Linked DNA regions of Mus musculus: region 1 is linked to region 2. The links are chromatin contacts, found by POLR2A ChIA-PET in ENCODE. All regions are on one chromosome and are shown on one strand. The core of a region is the stretch at or near the end of the contact, and the rest is flanking DNA. Distances in the headings are between cores, read along the strand shown. Region 1 holds the start of Ppp1r16a (protein phosphatase 1, regulatory subunit 16A). Region 2 holds the start of Vps28 (vacuolar protein sorting 28).

Region 1 (6,448 bases), core at 3,718-6,217, 46 kb after region 2:
GGAGAAGCAACCGAGCTACAGCAGCCACTGTCATGAACCAGCACAGCTCACGCTCCCACGCCCTAGTTACGCTGACTTTACGTGCAGCGTCTCCGCCTCGGGCCCAGGGTATCACAGGTACCACCGGTTTGTGCTTAAGTTCTGCAGAGTTTCTAGCTCCCTGAAAGTCTCCTCCACATCCGGTTCATTTGCCCTGCAGGCACACTGCACCTGGTGGACCTGGCAGGGTCTGAACGGGTGTGGAAAGCAGGGGTGGCCAGCCCGGTCCAGAGAGACCCGAATGGCGCCCGGCGTCTGCGTGAGGCCCAGGCAATCAACCGCTCCTTGCTGGCACTAGGAGGAGTGATGGCGGCGCTGCGAGCTCGGAGGCCTCATGTGCCCTTCCGCGACTCACAGCTTACGCGCCTGTTACAGCCGGCGCTCTGCGCAGGCACCACTGCAGTTCTGCTGCTGCAGGTGGGTCCCTTGGGCTAGTGCAAGCCTGGGGTGCTGCCACCGGGACAGTGTATGAGTTCCCCTCTCTTGTAGATCTCCACAAGGGCGGAAGATCTCGGGGAGACCATCTGCTCGCTCAAGTTCGCCGAGCGAGTGGGTCAAGTGGAACTGGGGCCCGCCCGGCGCCGTAGAGCCCCACGCTCTGGAACCCCTTCTTCTCTCAGTACTGACACCCCACTCACTGGAACTTCCTGCACCCCTACACCATCTCCCGGAAGCCCTCCCAGTACCAGCCCTAACAGCTGTTCTGGCTTGACTCTTGAACCTCCAGGGGACCCGCCTCCCTAGATCTGGGTCAACGCCCCTGGTACTGGGCTTGAGAATGTACCTCTGCTGGCAGAGGCAGCTGTGAATCCTATACCCCACTTCCCAGGTCAACCTTTAAAAAACAAAAACTCTGGGGCCCTAACTGCCCCCAACAGAGCCCTACAGTGTCCCCCTTCCTCTTCTAGATCTGGCCAGAGAATGTTATGCTTTGAGAAAGGATCGCCTCCACCCTTCCACCCCCAGCTGAGCCACAGGCCCTTAGTTCTCCCCCCTTCCTTATCGCCATTTGCCCTTATCACAGCACACAGCAGGGGGCCAGAGCTGCAGGAACCAGACCCCAGACCAAGTGGTTTCCCAAGTCGCCACCCTGCCCCCAATACCAGACTTGGAATTAAAATGTTGTAAATTCCTTTACTATTAATCGCTCCCCTACTTCCATTACACCAAAATTATGTCCGTTCCAGTCTTTCATTTCTTAACCCTTTCCCTGAAAGGTGCTACCCTCTACCCAGGCATTTGAGAGAGGGCAAGACTTCAGATCGGACCCACTTTTGGCTCTCCCTCCCCCCAGCCTGGAGCCAGGAAGGCATGGTGACAGAGGGATGGATAGATGGATGGCTTGAGGGCCTGAAAAGGTAGGATCAAGAGGAGGCACTCTACAGGCTGAGCTCCGCTCCTGGCACGATTGGCCAGACCTCCCTATCTAGCAGAGACAACCCTTTCTGGAGTAACCTAATTAAAGCTGTGGGTTTTCAGCAAGGCTGTGCCTGGTGTTTTAAAGCTGTCGCTGCGGACATGCTCCTAGCTCTGGTTCATCAAAATGATATTCATGGGTGGAAGAGAGAAGCAGCCCTTTCTGCCCTAGAATATTACATGCTGTACCAGGAAAGGAGCCAGCCTGGGGCAGGAGCTGCCAGGTCCCTAGGATGGCTGACCCACACATCATAGATACTCTTGTTGGGTGGTACTCCCTGGAAGAGGGAGTCTAGATCACAGAGCAGGTCCTGGGACCCTTGGGATTCAGTGCCTACGCTCCAGTAAGCTGGGCTGGCAGAAGATGGGCACTGGGGACAAGAGGTGGTCGGTAGTGTGGCCAAGGGCATTACTACATTGGGCGTATAGATGGGCAAGTAAGAAGTGGGTAGCTGTCCCCACAAGGAGGCTCTGCTCCCCCTCCTGGGCACTCCCCTGGAATCTGCGGAATCCTCAAGTAAGTGGAGGGGCCAGGAGCCTTGATCTGGGGTGACGGGAGAAGGCCTGATTACCTCCCCTTGGGAACTCTCCCCCTCTATGATTGTGGGCCCAGGAAGGGAGCAGAGGGGCCACAGAGGCGTCTCAGAGGAGCTAGAGGGTCCAGTGCCCATCCCTTCTTCCCCCTTTGACAAGGTGCCTGCCTGAGCTGCAGTGCTCTGTCCAGGGAGCCCAGGATGCTGGGGCCATGTGGATTCTTTCCCAGGGTCCCCTAGCAGGGACTTGATGCTGAAACCCTCCCTAGGTGGTGGTGGGGGACTGGGTGGCTGATAAGGCTGGCCGTGGAGCACGTAGGGGCTCAGGTCCTTGGCGAAAGCTCTGTGGGTGCCCCGGTTCTGCCATCGACGGCACAGGGCAGTGTTCTGAAGGCGCAGCGCCTCAGCAGGAATCAGGCTCACATCCACCGCCCAGAAGTTGCCCTTGGCCTGGGGCTTTGCAGGGTCCTTGGGCACCTAGAGAGTGGTTGGCTTGGCTGTGGCTGTTCTACCCAGAGATTCGGGGGTTCCGAGCCCACGCCGCCCCCGGGATTCAATATCCCACCTTATGGAAGCACCGATTAGAGGAAAGGTTGTGGCGGATGGAGTCCTTCCAGCCCTCATAGTCGTCCCTGAAGAAGGGGAACACTGCCTGGACCTGACGGATAATCTGAAATCAGGCAGTATTTGGCGCCGTGAGGTGAGGATTGGAGTAGTACCCTCTCCCTCTTTTACAGCCGACCCCGGGGCATCCATCCCTTCTCCGGGAGACAGAGGTCTGTGCCTGAGGGCAGAGTGGATTGGGGGTTTTGGGAGAAGGGACTCAGGACCGTTCTCACAGGCAAGGATAAGTGGGTTAGGCAAAGGCCAAGCGTGAGCCTACAGTAAGTGGGGATCAGGCCTGGGATAGTTGTGCCCCAAAGCACGAGGGACTCTCTCACCTGAGCCAGTTTCAGCCTGCGGAAGGGTGCGGCCTGAATTACCAAGGCGATCATGGCCAAGTAGGTGTAGGGGGGCTTGTCATGCCGTAGGTATCTCTTCTTCCTCCTCTTGGGGGTCTTCGAAAGAGACTCTGCCTCTGGAGGCCTCAGCTGAGAGTTGTCGCGAGGCCCCATACAAGGGAGGTAGCCCTGGGCCGGAGCCAGGGCTAACTGGGGGCTCGGGGTAGTCGGAGTGTAAGTTGAGGCCAGGTCCCAGCCCGAGGCCATGCTGGGACAGGCAGGCCAGGCCCTTTCTTTATCATTCTGATGAAAGGGGGAGGGGTGACAGAAAGAGGCTGTGGGGGAGGGGAACGTGTGTGGGCAGCCACAATTAGCAGGTTTCAGTTAATCTTGGAGGGAAGGGCAGAAAAGATTCCAGTAGGGACTTTTGGTGGCCCCCGAAATCAATCTCCACTCCCAGGTTGCCTTTGGGTGTCTGGGCATACCCTAAAACCTAGAAGGAAAAGCCCTTGAAAGAGGTCTACCCCAGAATACCCTATCTGCCTGGGCTAGGTCCCTAGCTCCCATTAAACAGACGGGAAGTGACTTCTCCAGCAAAACTACCCTGAGAGAGATGGGGAATTCCCAGGGGTTAAGACAAAGCAGCCAAAAGAAGTCAAGCCTGCCGGGCAGTGGTGGCGCACGCCTTTAATCCCAGCACTAGGGAGGCAGAGGCAGGCGGATTTCTAAGTTTGAGGCCAGCCTGGTCTACAAAGTGAGTTCCAGGACAGCCAGGGCTATACAGAGAAGCCCTGTCTCAAAAAAACAAACAAAAAAAAAAAAAAAAAGAAAAAAGAAAAAACAATAACAAACAAAAAAGTCAAGCCTTAGGTGGGGAGTCTGCTCAGGACTTGATGGGGGTGGGGATACAGATTGACAGACCTTCTGGACCAAAAAGGGAATAGAGTCTGTCCTCAGGAACAAGAGGAGGATACAGAGACTTAAGTGATCTTCCCATGAGTATGTTGTAGGTGCCCATATAGGCATGGCCATCTAATTGGTGGCTCTATTCTTGGGCTCAGTCACCATCTATGTTCTAAGTTCTCCTGGCTACTACAATGGGCAGCTTTGCATTGAGGGTCTGATTAGAGCGCTGATGGCAGAGGTTGGTGTCAGAGCCAACAATCCAAGACCTTCATGAGCACTAAAAGCTTTTGAGAATTCACCTTTTCCTGTGAAGCCCCTCCCCATTGTACCATCAACAGGACAGAGACCCTGGCAGGTGCCAAGGAAGGTACAGTCATGAGTGGAGGAGGGAATGGGGACACACAAGGAGGATGAGCACAGTGGGACTTCACTTCCTCTGACAGTTCTGCCCCTGGCTGGGTTGTGATCTTATCTCAGATTCTTCTTTTAGCTCTCATCTGTCTCCCCTCCCCACCCCCAATCCTATCACCTCCTGCCCCTCTGCTTTTCGTCCTCAGAGCTCTAGCTGAGAGTTCCTGTGTCTCACCTGTCAAATATCCCTATGGCCTCAGACCTATTCACTAAAGAAGACATTCTCTCCTGCAAGTCTGAGGTCTCCCTTTCCACTGGTCCTTCCTTGGTTCCAGTTAAAGCCTGGCTCCTTGAACTGACATTCAAGGCTCCTCATCGGGACTGCTTCTCCCTGATCACAGTGTCCCAGGGTCCAACCATCACCCAAACTGCTGCCCATCCTCTTTCGAGCAACGAGGGACTCCTACCCTTTAATCAAAGGATAGGATAAATAAAGATCACCCTTCCGGGAACACCTGAACATTTGCCCTTCCCGCCCTACCCCGGACATCAGGGTGTTAGTACCACAGAATAGAGCACGGGAATTAAAAAAAAAAAAAAAATCTTCCACAGTATCAACCAATCAGCTACCGGAGCTGACCCCGCCCCTGTCAATCTACAGTGGATGACTCTGTCCCTGGAGGACGCTCCTTAGGCCCCGCCCTCGCAAAACGACTCAGCCCAGCCTTCCCGCCCAGCCTTCCCGCCCAGCACCGCGGCTTCCGCTCGGGACACCTCGGGCCGGAAGTGTCGCGTTGCCATGGCGAGGATGGGCGCGGGGCCCGCCCCCGTGGCGCCTGGAGCAGCGCCGGGCTCCAGGGTCGGCCGGGCCGGGTTCAGGGAGCGGCCAGGGAGGTTCCAGGTGAGAAGGCCGGCGATTGTGAGTGAGGGTCGGGTCTATCTGGGGACGCGGGGGAGGCCCAGCACGGCTGGGCGGGGCATAGCGGGTGAGCCAGCGCCGGTTCTTCTGCGGCCCGGTGCTGGCCCGGCAATGGAGCGGGTCGTGAGGGGCCTGCAGAAGGGGCGCCAGCGAGGCGGCCAGCGGAGGGTGGGTTTTTGTTGTTGTTAGTTTTTGTTTTTGTTTTTGTGAAACCTATCAGTGAAGGAAGTTCTTGCAACCTGTTGGTCGGGCAAATCCATCGACAGTCTTCATTCTGACCTTAGGACCGCGAAGGGACTTTCCTGTGCTTCATGTGGGCTTTGGTGTTCAGTCAAAGCACACTCTAGAGCCTCTTACGGCTTCAAGTGCCCCTTTTCTGGAGGCTGTGCCTCCTGGATTGTGGTTGGGAGAGGAATGTAAATGAGCTTGTGAAAACTGTTTGGGCTCCTTTGGGTTCCTGACGGAACCAGTGCTAGAGGCTAGAGACAAGGAGGATTAATTATTACGGGTGCAGAAGAGAAGTGTGTATTGGCTTGGGAGGTAGAGCAAAGTTAGCTGACTCCTGACTGCTCCACTTTTCTTCCATATCCTTACTTGGGTGGTGAAGGTAGAGGCGAGAGGGCAGACCTCAGTGAGCCCTCTTGGGTGTCTTTGCTCCCTAGGTCTTCCCTTATAGGATTGGGGTTTTCTTTGGAGGCTTTGTCTTGCTTTAAACACCCTGGCTCTTTAGAAGGCCACCTGATTCACTTCATGGAAACCAAAGCTGCCACTAGCTCAGCATGAGAGCCGGTTGGGTTGAGGGACTGGAGGCCTAATGAGACCTGCCCTAACCCGCTGGCTTCATGTTGTCATGGTGATGGGACTTTCAGGTCTCTCAAGGGCTGCTAGTCTGCCTCTGTTGCTAGTTTTTGCCCAAGGAGGTTTTTTTTGGGGGGGGGGGGCGGGAGGCGGGGAGGGTTTTCCTCTCCTAAGGCCTGGTTTGACTTCCTTCCCTGTTGGCTCAGGCCTTCCTATTCCCCGCCTCTTTTTTTTTTTTTTTAAGGAATAATTCTTTTAAGTATTATTTATTTATTTATCGTTTTGGGGTGGGTACATGCCATGATCCACGTGTAAGTGGTTAGAGGATATCTTTGTGGATCTCCTGGAACTGTCATTTTGTAGTTGTGAGCCACCCTGTGGTTACTGGGAACTAAATCCTGGTGCTCTGGAAAAGCAGCCACCTGTGCTCTCAAGCTCTGAGGCATCTCACCAGTTCCTTTACTTTTTGTTTTTGAGATAGGGTCTCACTATGTAGCCTAAGCTGACCTTAAACTTGCCGTATAGCTCAGGCTAGCCTCAAATTT
Region 2 (6,017 bases), core at 1,670-4,169:
ACACACCGAAACAACATCTGCAATGCAGCGGTTGAGATTGCCCTTGTCGTCTTTGATAGTGATGGGCCGGTCCTCTTTGATCCTCTCCATAGCAAGTGGGCAGTCCAGCTGAGGAGAACAGACATGGGTACTGGGCACCACAGGGCCTCTAGGGGACCAGGCTCTCAGACCATATCCCACCACACCCTCTCCTGCACGATGGAAGGGAGGACCTGCTAACTCACTCTGAACTTTCGGCAAAATTCATCAATGGAGCTGATCTCTGAGCCTTGGACCTGTCGGAAGGCAGCTTTGTACTGGACCAGGAGCCTGGAGCAGGCTGCAGTGTACCTAGAGAGGGGACCGGTTGCTTCTGGAGGCTGAGGACAGTCTAGCTTGCCTCATTGTGCTCTCCCTCAACAATTGTAGATATAGCAGCTTTCATGGTAGGCTAGGAGGGCCAAGGGCTTCCTGTTGGGTCTATGTATGAAGGGAGCTCTGCACAAGAGCAGGGAAATATGACAGAAACAGAACTACAACAGGGGATCCGTGTGGGTCGATCTGGAACTCAGCACAAGAGCGGACGTCTATTCCATTTGCCAGGTGTCAGACCTCCATTACCACCTGGCAACTCCTGGTCTAGTCAAACAGGCTTGTCATCTGTGGATAAAGCATCAGCATCCATGCTGGCTACCTAGACCTGACAGTGATACCTTAGACTGTGCTGCCCAAGGCTCCAGTTTGCCTTCTGAAGTCAGAACCATACCCACCCTTACAGAAGGTCCCTGGCTGATCCTGCCCGGAAACTAGCAGCAACAATGAACACCCTCATAGCTTGGGCTCTGTGTATGCTGCCTACTGAATCCACAAGCTTCATGAAAGGGAGACACATGCTTCTGAGGATTGGTGGCCATCAATGTCTGACGCCACAGGCTTGCTCACTCATTGGGGGTGACACAGTCCTTGATGTACGCCTTCTCCAGGGCCTGCATCGTCTTCACCACGGCAAAGAGCTCTGCCATGTTGTCATACCTAAGACAAAGCCATCCATCAGGCCGCTGTCCAGAGGCAGGGCAGCCAACTGCTGCTCTGCACCTATGGCAGAGTTCAGCCCACCTCCCACTCCATCCCTGGTACATATTCCTCAGGGACCATCTTCCTAGCGCGACGCCATGTTCTCCCCAACCATTGGTGTGGTGGTGGGTTTGGTAGACTGCTGGGCCAGCCATGGAGGCTGGATGGGTGCAAGTGTGCATGTGTGCGTATGTGTGCATGTGCATGTGTGCGTGGCAGCTTAGACTTACTTCTCCCGCTCCCGAGCATTCTTGTAGAGCTTTACTTCCTGTTGGAAAAGCAGGCAAGAGTCAGTCAGCATCTCCAGGCGTGGTTATAGAACCAGTGACAGCCACATGGTGTTTGCAGTGGCCAGGTGAGGATCTGCTACCTACCTCATACAGCTCCGGCTTGTTCCCAGGGGCTGCAACAGAGCAAGGAGGAGCTGACAAGGGTGACCCCAGGACAGGCCCACTTCAGTTACGTCCCAAGAAGGTGTCTCCCATGCCATGTATCACAGAGCTCAAAGGGAAGCACAGAATAGGGGCTCCAGCCTCACCTCCTACCAATATGGCCTCTAAGAGGCTACATACAGATTGCTAGGTTTAGCTCTCTTCCCCCGCCAACATGACTGTAGTTTGTACACAGAACCACAACTTGGTACAAATAAAAGCCTGTCAGATGCTTCACACATGCAGTTGGAGACCCAGAGTTGCTCAGGATGCCAGAGGTTCTGACCACATTGGAGTATATTCTCGCTCCCCAGCAGGGTATTGCAGGGGCCCTCAGATTCCCACCAGAAATAATTCTGGCCCTAGTCATTACCCAGGGCCTAATGACTACGGGATGGACGTAGCAGTGTGGTCCTTTCCCAACAGCCCCTGCAACAGGGAAAGCCTTGGCTCCTCCCCTTCCTCCCAGTTTAGCCTACACTCACCTCCAACACCAGGAGTAGCTGGGATCCCGTGGAACATCCTGCAGGCCCAGGCAGCTATACAGCACAAGAGACCTGGAAAGCAGAGCCAACACTAACTCAAGGGTCCCCTTACACCTTAAGAACTGGGCTCTGGAGATCAGAGCGTTGTGAACAGCTTTCCTGCTCTCTACAGGAACGGCACAGGATGCTAAAGGACTGTCATGGGGGAATGTCATGTCAGGCTTTGAGGATGAACATCGAGTGCCATGGGAGTCCTGCCTGTTAGCTGGGTTAGGGTAGGGAAGAGTAGCTGTTAGAACTGGGGCAGCATCTTGGGCACAGGGGAAGGGCATTGTTGCAACATCTTTCAGTGGAAATGAACTGAGACTAGGTGTCCGGGGCTTTCTGTGTGTGAGGGAAAGTGTGGAGGTAGGTTTTACCCTAATCTGTGGGAGATACTGGAGAAATGAATAAGGGCAAGCTTATTGGTTGATGCGGCAAAGTGGCGGAGGCAAGGCCCAGGATAGGTCCTGTCTAATAAGGAAGCCAGCCCAGACACGCCTCAGGATTTGAAATGGGGTGAAAACAAATGTTCAAGGAAGATGGTCAAACTGAGATGGAGTGGCTTGAGGAGCAGCGAGAGCTACCGAGGTCGCAGGAGCTAGGAATAGCCGGCGGAGTCGCAGAAGAAAGGTGGGTACCCTCACAGACAGGGGAACCTGAACTGTGGACCAGCAATGCCACTTGACAGCGCCCATCACCTACTGAGACACTGGCCGCGCGGCAAGGGCCGCTGAGCCCCAGAGGAGACGGGACCGGGACACCTAGACCAAAGGGTTCCTATGAAGAGGGGACCCGGCCACCGCCGCTGTGTACCTGGGGCGTTTGGAGTCCCGGAGATGGCGACAGAAGCTCGGTGCTCGCTTTTTCCGCCTGCGCCTGCCGGGAAACCCGATCGGCAGCTCGGCACTCATCCTCTAACCTTGAGCCTACGCACATAGCAAGCCAAATCCATTGATCGGCACTCGGCTTTTTTTGCCTGAGCTTGCGCTCTGGAGTAGCTCCGCCTGTCAAGGCTTTTACAGCTCACATCGCCCACCCTTTTCGCAGAGAGCTGACACAAATGAGATAGCAGCATAGTTTATTAAGGTTTTTCTTTTTCTTCTGGAGGAAACGGCAGGACTAGGATCAGAGGCATTTAAAGAAGAGCTTGGAACTTTGGTCCATTGTGCACGCACCCTCTGGCAGTCTCTGACACACCGAGTCTCGGTCTTTGGTGCTCAGGTCTTTGGTGCACAGTTGCAACTCCTGCAACTGCACGAAGATCTTGTCCCAGAGGTCAGAGTTCAGCGGCCCTTGAATAGAGCAGCCTGTGGGGGTGAGGAGGAGGTAGGTTTAACTTACACACCCACAGGAGGCATAGTGCTTATGTTGTACCTCGGAGCCTACATTTTGGCTTGTCCCATCATAAAAAGGACTCAATATATCTGTATACTGTGGGCCCTCGGATCTCTGGAGGCTAGTGAATGCCAGGCCTTGATCAAGTCAGAGATCCCAGTAGGCTCAAGGTTGTCAGGGAACTGGATGAAGCGCACAGCTGCCAGAAATACCATTGTGTTGGGAAGAGGGGGTGAGATACAGGAAAAACCCAGGGACTCCCCTGTGCTCAGTTTTTATCCTCCAGGGGGAAAGGCTGCCACCCTCAAATCTCAGCTGGGCAAGGCAGTGGCAGGCCAGGCCATCAGGCACACTTATAAGGTGGAGAGTGCGTTGGTGTAACGGGACAAGCTAGCTTATTAGTAGATAAGGCAAGGAAGGAGGGAGGGGGGCAGGTTGAGAGAGCAAGCACCCCTTAAGCGGAACTTGGATCACTGACTGGTGGACAGGAATGAGGAAATAAGGTTTTCTGCAAGTAACAATGATTTGCTACCCTCCTGACCCAGAAAACCCCGCAAAAACAAAAGGTCCAAATCATGCCTGCCCTGGTGGCATCCGCCTTTAATCTCAGTCCTCTCCAGGTAGAGAGGAAACTTTACAGAGCTCCAGAACAGCCAGGACTACACAGAGACACCCTGTCTCAAAAAACAACAAACAATTTGCCACTCCAAAAGGAGGTTCAAATCTTCATGATCATTTTAAGAATACCCGAGGAGCTGCCTAGGCTGTGAGGGGGTGTGCATGTGTATCTGAAAAATGTCACTTTAAAGAAGCAATGTGCATTGTTTCAGAGGTCTGTCTATAAAGGTGGAGTTGGAAAATGTTTGCCAGGCCAGTCAGTCAGTGGCCCCCAAAGAAGTTTTGATATATGTTCTCTTACAAAGTTTGGATATATGTTCTCTCTGGTCACTGTTGAGTTTTTATGGTGAACTAACCCATGGGTTCCCCCTGTAAGTAAGTAAGATGATTCTCACTGAGAAGGAATAAACTGTTCCTAGCCAAAAGAGAAGGCTGCACAGAAGAAAGGATATCCCACAACCAAAAGCTAAAGGAACAGCTGGGCAGTGGTGCACACCCTTAGCCCCAGCACTCAGGAGGTAGAGGCGGGCAGATCTCTGTGAGTTCAAGGACATTTTGATCTACACAATGAGTTCCAGGACAGCCAGGCATATACAGAAAAACCCTGCTTGAAAACAAAACAAGCTGGGCAGTGGTGGCACACGCCTTTAGTCCCAGCATTTGGGAGGCAGAGGCAGGCAGATTTCTGAGTCTAAGGCCAGCCTGGTCTACAAAGTGAGTTCCAGGACAGCCAGGGCTATACAGAGAAACCCTGTCTTGAAAAACAAAAAACCCAACCAAAATAACAAAACAAAACAAACAAAAACAAATTATTTTGGGACTGGAGAGATGGCTCAGTGGTTAAGAGCACTGACTACTCTTCCAGAGGTCCTGAGTTCAATTCCCAGCAACCACATGGTGGCTCACAATTATCTGTAATGAAATCTGATGCCTTCACACTTGTCTGGTGTGTCTGAGGACAGCTACAGTGTACTCATTTGGCGGTGCACACCTTTAATCCCAGCACCCTGGAGGCAGTGAGTCTCGAGTTTGATGCCATCTTGGTTCCAGGACAGCTAGGGCTACATAGAGAAACCCTGTCTCGAAAATATAAATAAATAAATAAATAAATAAATAAATAAATTCAAATTGCTTTGTGTGTACTGGTGTTTCATTTCATTTGCATGTCTATCTGTGTACTGTGTGAAGCCAGGCTGCCTGCAGATCTGCCTTCAGATCCCTTGGAACTGAAGTTCCAAAGGTTGTGAGCTGCTATGTTTGATGCTGAGATTTGAAATGAGGGTCTCTGGAAGAGCACCCCTAAGTGTTGACCATTCCTCCAGCCCCTCCTTTGGTTTATTATTATTATTATCACTATTATTATTATTACTAGTACTATTATTTTCTTTACTATGCAGCTTAGGCCATGCTTGAGGTAATCTGCCTTAGTGCTTCCTGCCGTACTCTGAGCCACCAGTCAGTCTTGCTCCTTGCCCTGGTTACACCACAAACTGCCTTTCATCACAACAGCCTTGTGGAATCTCGCCGATGGCAGTGACTGCCCCTTCTGCTGGCAGGACCCTGGAAAGTAAGCCCTGTGTTAGGTGAGACACAGGAGCCATTCTTGTTCCTAGCCCTTACCTGATAGGCCAAGGAAGCTGAGGCCTTGGGACCGCTCTTGGAGGGCAGACAAGAGCTCCTCTAGACTGGCACAGCTGACCTCGGGGTTGGCAGACAGGTCCAGAGAGGTGAGTGAGGGGCAGCAAGGGAGACATCTACAATGACAGGGGACATGAAAGCATGAGCTGGCCAGGAAAGCCCTTGCTTTAGTACTAGGGAAGTCTGTCCCTTGGCTCTGGGAGCCAAGGATCTCTGCAGTGCCAGCCAGAGGCAGTGCCATGGCCAACTCTAGGGGCAGGATCGGGGGCAGGAGGGAATGTTTTACCAAGGAAAAATAAAGGACAGGCCAGAGTGAGAAGTTCTCATACCACAAGGGCATGGCAAGAAACTCAAGGAGGGTAAGCATGCCTGCCAGAGCCATCCCTGGAGACAGTGGACGTCAGAAAGAGGTGAC

What was found. ChIA-PET counts read pairs that join two places held with the same protein, here RNA polymerase II (POLR2A).
Region 1: POLR2A ChIA-PET joins it to region 2 with 13 read pairs in embryonic stem cell. The contact joins the promoter of Ppp1r16a here to the promoter of Vps28 in region 2. POLR2A ChIA-PET finds 5 or more read pairs at or near these places in 4 of 5 experiments (Patski and embryonic stem cell).

The regions. Positions count from the first base shown.
Region 1 is chr15:76,666,676-76,673,123 of GRCm38, forward strand. Ppp1r16a (protein phosphatase 1, regulatory subunit 16A) reads left to right here and starts at 4,968. Exons shown (of 12, transcript NM_001358933.1): 1 at 4,968-5,087. Kifc2 (kinesin family member C2) reads left to right here. Exons shown (of 18, transcript NM_010630.3): 16 at 1-117; 17 at 200-456; 18 at 529-1,521. The coding sequence ends at 783. It overlaps Foxh1 (forkhead box H1), which reads right to left and starts at 3,273. Exons shown (of 3, transcript NM_007989.4): 1 at 2,930-3,273; 2 at 2,554-2,658; 3 at 1,549-2,465. The coding sequence starts at 3,196. The coding sequence ends at 1,632.
Region 2 is chr15:76,623,165-76,629,181 of GRCm38, forward strand. Vps28 (vacuolar protein sorting 28) reads right to left here and starts at 2,920. Exons shown (of 10, transcript NM_025842.4): 1 at 2,825-2,920; 2 at 1,970-2,041; 3 at 1,428-1,456; 4 at 1,284-1,321; 5 at 922-1,011; 6 at 225-330; 7 at 7-108. The coding sequence starts at 2,006. Tonsl (tonsoku-like, DNA repair protein) reads right to left here. Exons shown (of 26, transcript NM_183091.3): 25 at 5,585-5,718; 26 at 3,073-3,318. The coding sequence ends at 3,137.